Regions from separate parts of the Homo sapiens genome. Here region 2 is linked to region 1. The links are chromatin loops, found by intact Hi-C in ENCODE. Cell type or tissue: mammary epithelial cell. All regions are shown on one strand. Links, peaks and the distances in the headings refer to the core of each region. The heading gives the core; the rest is flanking DNA.

Region 1 (5,366 bases), core at 320-5,319:
CTTTTGTATGAACTGCCTGCTCCCTGGGCACTGCCCATTTTCTTTTCTTTTCTTTTTCTTTTTTTCTTTTTTTTTTTTTTTTTGAGACGGAGTCTCGCTCTGTCGCCCAGGCTGGAGTGCAGTCGCTCCATCTCGGCTCACCGCAACCTCTGCCTCCCGGATTCAGGCAATTCTCTGCCTCAGCCTCACGAGTAGATTGGATTACAGGCACCCGCCACCACGCCTGGCTAATTTTTGTTATTTTAGTAGAGACGGGGTTTCACCATGTTGGCCAGGCTGGTCTTGAACTCCTGACCTCGTGATCCACCCGCCTCGGCCGGCACTGCCCATTTTCTATTGAACGGTCTGTGCAGGCTTTTGTGTTAAACCTAGTTCTTCTCCACTGTGGCATTTAAAAAAATTCCTCATGTTGTCTTCTAGTACTTTAATGGCTTCTACTTTATCGTATTTAGAATTTGATCCAGCTGGACTTACTTCGTATAAAGAGACAGGAAATGTTGGTGCTTCTGAAATGTTTAGTGCAGTAAGATGGTCTCTCCCACAAAGTGACCGCTTCTGTCCAGGATAGGTTAGCAGGGTCAGGCACAGAACGGAGCAGAGAAGGGTTGGATTTCTCATCCCAGCTGCCCTTGGAAGGAGAGAGCTTTTCTGGAAATTGCAGAGCGTGCCCTGGAGACTGCGAAAAGTAAAAAGTAAGGCTCCCTCAGCTTCTTTAGACCAAGCGATGCCGAGTCTTCCGCGCGCCCAGAGCCGGGGAGCGCAGGCCACAGCCACCCCACGCGGTGGCCTCTCGGGCGCTCCCCTCCGCCTGCAGGCAGATGTCAGCCACACCTGGGCTCACGGGCTGCGCAGCTGGGAGGGCGGCAGATAAGGTGCTGGCAGAGCGCCTCCAGGCCAGGTGGGCTGCTAAGAGGGGCGGAGCTGGGCGAGAAGGGGTTTCCCAGCAGAGCATCCCACAAGGCCGAGTGGACAGCATACATTGAAATAGGATCACTACCAGCAGGAAATGGCTTCACCTCCTCAGTCTGTTTGTGTATCTCTACGCAGTTAAACACTAAAGGTTTTTTGTTGTTTTGGGGGGAGGGTTACTTTTTTTCGTTACTGTTACTACTGAAGTTTAAAAACAAAGCCAAACAATACAGATGTAGAAAGGAAAAGGCCTCTCCCCAAAACCGTCTAATCCCACTCCATGCAAGGAAACACTGCCCTATACTAAGGTGTCTCATCTTTCATTGTGTTCTCACACAGGGCTTATGGGGCAGTTTGGGGAGAGGGAATTACACCGCGGGGTCAGACATACACATTGCTCTGCATCTTTCTTGCTTGCTTAATACAGCAGGTAAAGCCCTCCAGCGCCTCATGTTCATGGCTCTGTTTAGAAGTTCCATAATAGTTCAGAGTATGGCCATGCTGTATTTCCTTTCACGGTTCTTCTACTGATTGGCATTGAGGTAATCTCTAGTTTGGGGTCTTTATAAATAACGCTTCAGCAGCACCCTTGAGCATGCGTCCTTAGATATCGATGCTTTTATTTATGTCTGTTGGATATAAAAGTGGGATTGCACAAAGGGCAGGGGTATTTTAATAGCTTTCAGATTACTTCTGAAATGATTGGCAATCAACACTCAACAGCAGTATCTGAGTGCCCATTTCCTCACACCCCTCCAACTTAGTTGCTTATTGCCCTTTTGTGTTTCTGATCACCTGAAAATACATAGAGAACTTGATTTACAAGTAAAAAGACATTTTAGTGTTAGGCAACTCAGAGTTAAATCAAGTAGTCAAAAAAAGATTTTACAGTATTTGAATTAACAAGCCTGATTTAATAGTGATATAGGCCATGCGTGGTGGTTCACACCTGTAATCCCAGCACTTTGGGAGGCCGAAGCGGGCGGATCACCTGAGGTCAGAAGTTCGAGACCAGCCTGGCCAACATGGTGAAACCCCGTCTCTACTAAAAATATAAAAATTAGCTGGGCCTGGTGGTGGGCGCCTGTAATCCCAGCTACTTGGGAGGCTGAGGCAGGAGAATCACTTGAATCCGGGAGGCAAAGGTTGCAGTGAGCCAAGATCACACCACTGCACTCCAACCTGGGCGACAGAGTGAGACTCCCTCTCAAAAAAAAAAAAAGTGATATATACATATCTGTCTCTATGTGTCTGTGTATACACACACATGCACACACATACATGGTGCAGAAGCACATACTGGAAGGCAGATATTCCTGGAAGTGGTCCCTGTGCTCACGTTGTGCATGGGATGGAGCAGGTGCTTTGGGCCTCAGGCACACACCTGGACAGCCTGCTTGGTTTGTTGGGGTTTTTTTTTGTGTGTGTGTCTTTCTGTTTGTTTTTTGTTTATTTTGTTTGATTCAGCGTCTTGCTCTGTCTCCCAGACTGGAATGTGGTGGCGAGATCACGGTTCACTGCAGCCTGGATCTCCCAGGCTCAAGCAATCCTCTTGCCTCAGCCTCCCAAGTTGCTGAGCCCCCAGGCATGCGCCACCACACCCAGATAATTTTTTAATTTTTTGTAGTGACAGAGTCTCACCTTGTTGCCCCAGTTGGAGTCTGCATGGGTTTTAACAAATAGTAAGTGAGATGATGATTATAAAGTATACAGCAAAGGGCCAGGCATGAAGCGGGTGCCAGATAAATGTGAGTTCGTATTCCTCTTTATGTTTCATTCCTTACTGGAGAAGAGGAAGGCCTAGTACACTGCGCCATCAGACCACAGACAGGAGAACAGCAGGTACATAGGGAACGGGAAGGGAAGCAAAGCTCAGAAAGGTTCCCTCTGTCTGGTAGAACCCTGGATGGTGCTGGAATGTGAAACTCCCCTTGGAGAAATGACTGCGCCATCTTGTGGGCATTCCTGGGAGAGCAGGCTCTGATGGTGAGAGTAATTTGCAAGGAATTCAGTCAGTTATTCCCACTTCGTATTAAGGAGCAGCAGTTCTCTTATCCCAATCTTTTAAAACAACCATTCTTAATATTTTGTTGTTTACTTCTAGATTTCTTCCACAGACAAGTTTTATATATGTAACATAGCTGTGATAATATCGTGTATAGAGATCTTAATTTTCTGTGACTTTACATCCTGCAGTTTCTTTAAAGCTTTTCAAAGTCAAGAAATAGAGAAGACTTACAGAACAGCATAATACATAAATGTGTAGACATATATTGTCAACAGACACTGGATGACCTCCACCAGGTCATGAAACACCACATCCCCCACCCTGCCCCCTTCCTGCCACCTCCCTTCCTCCTCCCTGCCCTACCCACTATGCCCCATCTCATGGTGTTCACTTGCATTTCATTATCGTGTTACTACTTTATTACTATGGGTGTGGGGGTGGCCTGTTTTGAGGTTTATATAAACAAAATCTTACACATTGCTTTAAACTTTACTCAGTCTATTTTGTGTCTGCCTTCCCCTGCTCTAATTAAGAATCATCCTGTGGACTGGGTGCGGTGGCTCACGCCTGTAATCCTAGCACTTTGGGAGGCAGGGGCGGGCGGATCACGAGGTCAGGAGATCTCTCATCAGCATGTTGAATTGCTCCGAATCATCATAACACATTGTATTTCTCAGTGAGCTGCTGATGGACTTGGGGGTTGTGCCCGTTTGGGGCTGCTGTGAACATTTGGGTCAGGGGCCTACTGCACGTGCATGTATATTTCTGTGGGTTGCATTTTAGGGGTGTCCTTGGGGGATGCATATCTTTAGTCATACTAAATACTGTCAAATTATTTTTCCAAAGTGATTGCATCAAATTACACTCTCTCATTAGGAGTATCCTTTGCTCTCTGTTCTCATTCACATTTGGTTGATACTGTCAGCCTTTTTAATTTTAGCCATTCTGCTAGGTGTGTAGCAGTATCTCACTGTGATTTTAGTTTTCATTTTCCTGATGTCTGAAGAGGCTAAGGAACTTTTGTTTTTGTTTTTTGAGACCAAGTCCCCCTCTGTCACCCAGGCTGGAGTGCAGTGGTGCGATCTCAGCTCACTGCAACCTCTGCCTCCTGGGTTCAAGCAATTCTCCTGCCTCAGCCTCCCAAGTAGCTGGGACTATAGGCGCCTGCCACCACGCTCAGCTGATTTTTGTATTTTTAATAGAGATGGGGTTTCACCATGTTGGCCAGGCTGGTCTCAAACTCCTGAGGTCAAGTAATCCACCTGCCTTGGCCTCCCAAAGTGCTGGGATTACAGGCATGAGCCACTGCACCTGGCCTAAGGAACTTTTTATGTGCTTTTCAACACTCTGGATACCCTTGTCAAACTAAAATAATCAAAAAGGTCAGAATCTAGTTTAAAAAGAGTTTATTCAGGCCGGGCGCAGTGGCTCAAGCCTGTAATCTCAGCACTTTGGGAGGCCGAGGCAGCAGGATCACCTGAGGTTAGGGGTTCGAGACCAGCCTGACCAACATGGAGAAACCCTGTCTCTACTAAAAACCACAAAAATTAGCCGGGCATGGTGGCGCATGCATATAATCGCAGCTAGTTGGGAGGCTGAGGCAGGAGAATCGCTTGAACCCAGGAGGTGGAGGTTGCGGCGAGCCGAGATTGCACCGTTGCACTCCAGCCTGGGCAACAAGAGTGAAACTCTGTCTCAAAAAAAAAAAAAGAGTTTATTCAGCACAGAAGTCGAGGACTGCAGCCTGGGACACACTTCCAAGTTGCCTTGGAGAGTGCTCCAGAGAACAAAAGAGAGGCTCAAATTTTTTAAAGAAAAAAAGGAGGAATCAGGAGAGGGAGTGAGTACAAATGTTGTTTATCAGGAATTCTCATTGGTTTATGGAAGTAACACCGGTTGGTGATTGGCTATACCTTGTTGAGCTATAAGGTATGTGGCATTTTATGACTCCTCAGAGTGAGTTAGTCTAGAGTCCGCATAGCAAGTGGCTCCAAGAGGTAGCTATTTAGCTGAGGGGGAGTGAGATATTATGTCTTAAATGCCTTTTGGGTTTGGGCCTGATAATTTAAAGGGCTCACATTCCTCAGATTTTTTTTTTTCACTCTCTTGTGGGACATGTCTCTCCTAGTCTGTCATCCATTTGTTTTGGGGTTGTCTTTCTCTTACTGATTCTTGATAGAATTGCATTGTGGGTAAATGTGCCACAGATATTTCCTATTTTGTGTGGCTTGTCTTTTCCCTCTTTAATGATATATATATATATATATTTTGTTTGAGATGGAGTCTTGCTCCGTCACCCAGGCTGGAGTGCAGTGGCACAATCTTGGCTCAGTGCAACTTCCGCTTCCCGGGTTCAAGCAATTCTCCTGCCTCAGCCTCCCAAGTAGCTGGGACTACAGGCGCGAGCCACAACACCCAGCTAATTTTTGTATTTTTAGTAGAGATGGGT
Region 2 (5,366 bases), core at 82-5,081, 84 kb before region 1:
GCTGTACAAGCAGGCCGGCTTCCCACCAGGCTAGCTGAAGGCTCATGCCCTCCTCACAACGGCTCCCCTGACTCACCAGCAGTCAGACAGCAACACGTGGGTGGTCCTGGACTTTACATCTTTGGAGCTGGTCAAGGACCAGGGACGCAGGGATCGTCGGCAGAGATTACAGGAGGCCAGAGTCTAGGAGCAAAGCTGCAGGGAGAGGCACCAGCCCCAGCCTCCCTAGTGGGCAGTCTGTCTGGTGAGCTCTGGCTGCTGCCGCTGCCGTAGCCGGCTGGCTGCCTGTTTCCCAGGTCAGCACACCTCCCCCTGCCTATGCCTTACTCCATATTCTTGCAAAAATCCCTTTCCTGCTAGAGTAGCCAGGGGAAGTTTCTGTCTTTTGTGACTCAGGCCCCAGCTGGTAGTGTAGGTCTGTCTATATGTAAGCCTGTGGTCTCTGGGCCAGAGAAGTAAAGCAAGTGGCCCAGGCTGCCCAGCGAGGAAAGCACAAGCCCCTGTAAGTTCCATCGGTCCACCCCGTGCCCACGCTCTCTCTGCCACTTGGAATCTGCTGCGATGTTTTCTGTCCTACCACTCACTTCACTCCCCTATGCTGCTGAACCTGTTTAATTGCCATATGTGACAGACAGGAAGTCGGGGTCATATTTAAACATGGGACGCTCCACTGACTAGAAACTCTATTGTACAAATCCTTCAGCGACTCAAACAGGCCTGCCTTTCTTATTTTTAATAACGGCAAAAGAGAGAGCACACCACAGTGCAGTCAAGTCCTCCTAAAACCATGTTCACCAGAAGGAAAAGACAGACATAAACTACCTTTGATTTATTTCCCCTCGAGCATTGGATGTCACTTCTCTAGGGAGGCTGCGCTGTGGCAGGGATCTGGGCGTGCGGGGACACAGCAGGTGCCTGATGAATGGAGCCATCATGACGGTTATGCTCCAACCTGGGGTCTGATCCTCTGCTAGACGGCGAGCCTGGCCCAGGCCCCATAGCCTGAACCAGGGGTTCTCTAAGTGTGGTCCCAGGGCCAGCAGCTTCAGGGTCACTTGGAAACATGTTAAAATGCAAATTCCCAGGCCCCACCCCAGATCCTGTGAGAGGGGGGCAGCGGTGAGGGGCAGCAGCCTAAGCTCTATGGTGTCCTCCACGTGGTTCTGACTCAGGTCTGAGAACCCAGGTCCAGGGCTGTCCACTGGTCAGAGGAGTCCAGACAACAATGGAACCTGTGGCCAGGGGTTGTGTATTTTCACTGGACCTCCCCCCTCGCCAGGGGATTAGCACTTTAAGCCTTCAGAGAAGAGCGAATTAACTTTTGCTAAGCACCTGTGAGGTTTAATTTCTCACGTACTCTCCATGGCAACCCCACCAGGCGGTCATTCCTCTCGAATGTTAAAGATACGTGTTTAGAGCAGATGATCATGATTACACAACTGGTGTGCAGCACAGCCAGGTGCCCAGATCCGAATCCCACACCCTCCTCCCACCACCATGGGCCTCAGGGACATGCTTCTAGCACAGTCATGGACCCTGAGTGACATAAAGGCTGTGACAGGGGACGCAGGATCTTCAGATGGCCCCACAGTGCCTCCTCTGAGTATCTATCTCCCAAGCTTCTCGCCTGGCCTGGTTGCTGTGAGGGCCTGGGGAGAGGCAGAGACAGGTTGGGTGTACGGAAAATGCACACTCTGCCAGGCACCCCTGACACGCACTGCTGACCAGGCATAGCGTTCAGTGGGGCTAGGACTTGGACGAGGGTGCAGGCTTGAGCAGGGGTGCAAAAAGCCAGTCTGGGCAGATGCTCTCCCTCTGTGGGGCGCCGATCTCAGAAATGGTGGACAGAGCAGGGCTGCAGTATGGTGCACATGGGCCTTGGGGTCTTAGCTTTCGTGGGCCTCTTCCTGCATAAAATAAAATAGTTAAAATTAGAGTTTACAACTGCATTCATATAAAGATGAATATACTCCAGGCTAGATTCATTATTATTTTATTATACTCAGTTTTTTTCTTCTGATTTAAAATAGTGCGGTCCTAGGGCTGGTTAGAGTGTTTCCTGGCAGGCCCTGTCTCCTTAAACCCCTGCAAAGAAAGCAGCGAGGACTTCCCTTTGCCCCTTAGCAGAAAGCTGCGCTCCTTAATGGTTACGGGTGTGACCATTCACTTACATCCTATCTGCAGGACATACCTGGAAAGGTAAGTGGGAGGCAAGAGGGAGCTGGAGGCCAAGACTTCGGTCCCAGATATCCTAGTCCACATTTGTCCCCACCAGGTGTGTGAGTGCCGGCGCGCTGCACAGCCTCCCTGGGCCTCCGTTTCCTCAACTGGTAAACAAGAACGCTGGGCGGACTGAACTCTGAAAGTTCTGGGAGCTTGACAATCAGAACTCTCAGCAGAGAGGCCGCCCCTGCTCTCAGGAGGGCGGAGGCACCTGAGTCTCCAGTGCGGAGGACAGGCCGAAGCGCTGCGTTGGAGATGTGCAAATGCGCAAGAAGCGTGCTGCTTTCTCTCTGAGAAAACACTCCTAGGCTTCAAGGGGGCCCAAGAGCTCGACTGGGCGGGATGATCCCGGCGGCCCCTGGGCCGGGTCTGTGGACGGCTCTGCTGTGTGCCTGTGCGTGCCCAGTCCCGCGGGTGACCAAAGCCCAGGGGCGGGCAGGGCAGGAGCCTGGACCTCACGTGCCTCCAGTGGCCAGGTTTGCGGGGGCGGAGCGTCCGGGCGAGGGCGCGGGGGCGGACCCTAGGGCGGGGCGCGGGGTGGCGTCGGTGGAGCCGGCTCGGCGGCGCGGCTCGTAGTGCTGCGGCCGGGCTCCGGGCGTCCCGGCGGCCACCATGCTCAGCGTCGTGCACTTCCTCCGGAGCTTCTTCAAGGTGAGAGCCGGCGTCCGGGACTTGCGGTCGGGCTCCCGGCGCCCTGCGCGGGTGGGGAGGAGCACAGCCCGCGCTGGCTGCTGCGCCCCGGGCCGTCCCCTGGGCACCCGGTGGGTGGGGACACCCTCGTGGCTCCCCGCCGCTCCCAACTTTCCGACGTGCAGACCGGAGGCGGCGTCCTGCAAAGTGGGGCCGTCTCGAGCGCGGGGAAGGACGGGGCTCCGTTGGGGGCGGTAGGGACGGCGGCCCGGGGCGAGCCCCTGAGAGGGCAAGGGCGAGCGCCTGAGCCGGCCTCCCCGCACCTGGACCGTCCTGGGCGCGCGGGGCACTCGGAGCCGCTGCCTGGACCGGCCTGGGCGCGCAGGGCACTCGGAGCCTCTGCCGCTTGGCGCAGTACCAGCTGTTTTGGGAAGGAGGGCTGGTGCCGGCCCGGTGGGTACGGGAGAAGTGGTTGCTGTTGTTATTCCCCAGGCTGAGAGTACGCGAGGGCGCAGCAGCGGCAAGGGGCTGGAACTGGGGTCGGGGCTGTTGGGCTCCTGCTCGGGGTGCCCCCTCTCTGGCCCGATTTCCGGGCCCGCTCACCATCCGGGACCCACTCAGTTGGGACGCCTCCACCTCGCTGCCCCCACAGGAACCCCAAGATGGGCCGGGGGCTCCGGGGCACTGTCAGGGGTGGCCGGCCACAGGTTGCCAAGCCCGACCTCCCCAGGTGAGCCAGCGGGAGGGCGGTTGCGACGCTGGGTGGTGCTGAGCTCCGATGGGCTCCTACTCCGGGAGCAACTGCATGAAAGGAGAGGCGGGGAAGAGCCACCAGCTGTCAGCTGCAGGTCCAGGGGGAGGCAGACCTGTGTGGGGCTGTCGGGGCGGGAGGGCGGGAGGGCGCCCTACTTGGCTGTGCAGCCATCTTCTCCCGGAGTTGAAGACGGGAGGTTGAGGTCGGAGTTCTGTGGCCCTGAGAGCTCTAGTGAAAGGGGCAGGAAGCCAGGTGACCCAGGGCAGACCTGCAGGAGCCCTGCCCTCAGCCTATCCGCTGGCCTGGCATCAGCTCCCACCCCCAGCGATAACGAAGTGATCGCTGGCATCAAGAGTGGAGAGGGCCGGACAGCCGGGAAGGCAGCCTTTCAGGAACCTGTGCTGGTGAGTGTAGGAGATGGCTTGGAAGAGCTCAGACCCCCTTCAAATGCCGACTCTGTCATTGAGGAGGTGTACAATCTTGGGACAATCACATAACCACCTGGGTCTTTGTTTTGAAAAATGTGGGTGATGTTTCCATGCCCTCCACACCTTTCAGGGTTAGTGTGAAGGTCTTATTAGAAAATGTGAGTGTGGCCCGGCGCGGTGGCTCATGCCTGTAATCTCAGCACTTTGGGAGGCCGAGTGGGGGGGGCGGATCGCCTGAGGTCACGAGTTCGAGACCAGCCTGGCCAACATGTCAAAACCCCGTCTCTACTAAAAATACAAAAATCAGCCGGGCGCGGTAGTGGGCGCCTGTAATCCCAGCTACTTGGGAGTCTGAGGCAGGAGAATTGCTTGAACCCGGGAGACAGAGGTTGCAGTGAGCCAAGATAGCACCACTGCACTCCAGCATGGGTGATAGAGCGAGACTCCGTCTCAAAAAAAAGAAAAAGAAAAGAAGGAAGGAAGGAAGGAAAGGAAGGAAGGAAGGAGGGAGGGAAGGAAGGAAAGAAACGTGAGTGTGTTTATGAAGTGGTGAGCCCTGGACCTTGGTTCTGCTGCACCCACAGCAAGGGTGGCAAGGAGTTGCCCAGGTGAGGGGAAGATGGCCGGACAGAATCCAAGATGCCTGGGCAGAATCTGAGTCACCCAGCTGGCCCCAGAAGCTCCAGGAGCAGGTGGAGTGTGGCTGGAGGAGAGACCACTGGACATCTCTGGGCAGCCACCTTGCCTGCTGCTGCCTGGGAGGCTCCTGGGATTTGGCCTTTGTGAAAGTATTCCTGACACACACGGTCCTCCAGTTCCCCATCTATTCAGAGAGGCCTTTCCATACTTTCTGCCTCAGGTCCCTGTAGGTCCTGAGACACCTGAGGCCTCCCCATGCACACCACAGGAAGCATCACCTGTGCCCCTCAGAGGGTCTCCTTTCTGCTGTCCACATGGGAGGGGCTCTGACTGCCACAGCAGTCCACTTCTGGCTGTGTGAGTGTGTCTTGCCGAGCCACCGACAACGTAGTTCATACTTGTTCCTCTCAGACACTGGTCGTAAGGAATACCCCGTGAGGACACAGGTTGTGGGGTGGGCAGAGGAGCTACGTGCTTCAGTCACCGCCTGGTGCCTCCTGGTGTCCCCAGGGATTGGTCCTATGAGGTACCCCTGATGATGGGTGCTGGACTGGGCCAGAAAAGGCCACTTCATTCTGGGAACCTCAGATTGTCTGGGTCTCCCAGTCAGACTCTGTTAGCCAAGATGCAGCTAGTCTCCACCAAGCCCAGGAGGAGGACCCCAAGGCCCCAGGTGTGCCTTCTGGTGGCAC

Evidence for each region. A loop is a pair of places that touch in the nucleus more often than their neighbours do. Peaks named below come from ENCODE experiments on the same cell type or tissue, not always from the same donor. Only the 100,000 strongest peaks of a DNase experiment are listed, where the experiment ranks them.
Region 2: a loop joins it to region 1, with 11 times the contacts of the local background. A loop is called at or near these places in 1 of 110 quality-filtered maps.

Annotation. Positions count from the first base shown.
Region 1 is chr2:130,917,758-130,923,123 of GRCh38, forward strand. All of the region lies in intron 2 of ARHGEF4 (Rho guanine nucleotide exchange factor 4), which reads left to right. Among named protein-coding and RNA genes, the nearest start is that of ARHGEF4-AS1, 83 kb to the left of the region's middle. In mammary epithelial cell, for the core only: a CTCF peak has its summit at 2,863 (motif pointing left); a DNase peak (open chromatin) is centred at 2,834.
Region 2 is chr2:130,834,119-130,839,484 of GRCh38, forward strand. It overlaps ARHGEF4 (Rho guanine nucleotide exchange factor 4), which reads left to right and starts at 2,796. Exons shown (of 14, transcript NM_001367493.1): 1 at 2,796-2,874. The coding sequence starts at 2,836. It overlaps ARHGEF4-AS1 (ARHGEF4 antisense RNA 1), which reads right to left and starts at 2,876. Exons shown (of 2, transcript NR_186036.1): 1 at 2,192-2,876. In mammary epithelial cell, for the core only: no CTCF peak of the experiment used is centred there; a DNase peak (open chromatin) is centred at 2,823; H3K4me3 peaks cover 1,899 bases; H3K27ac peaks cover 870 bases.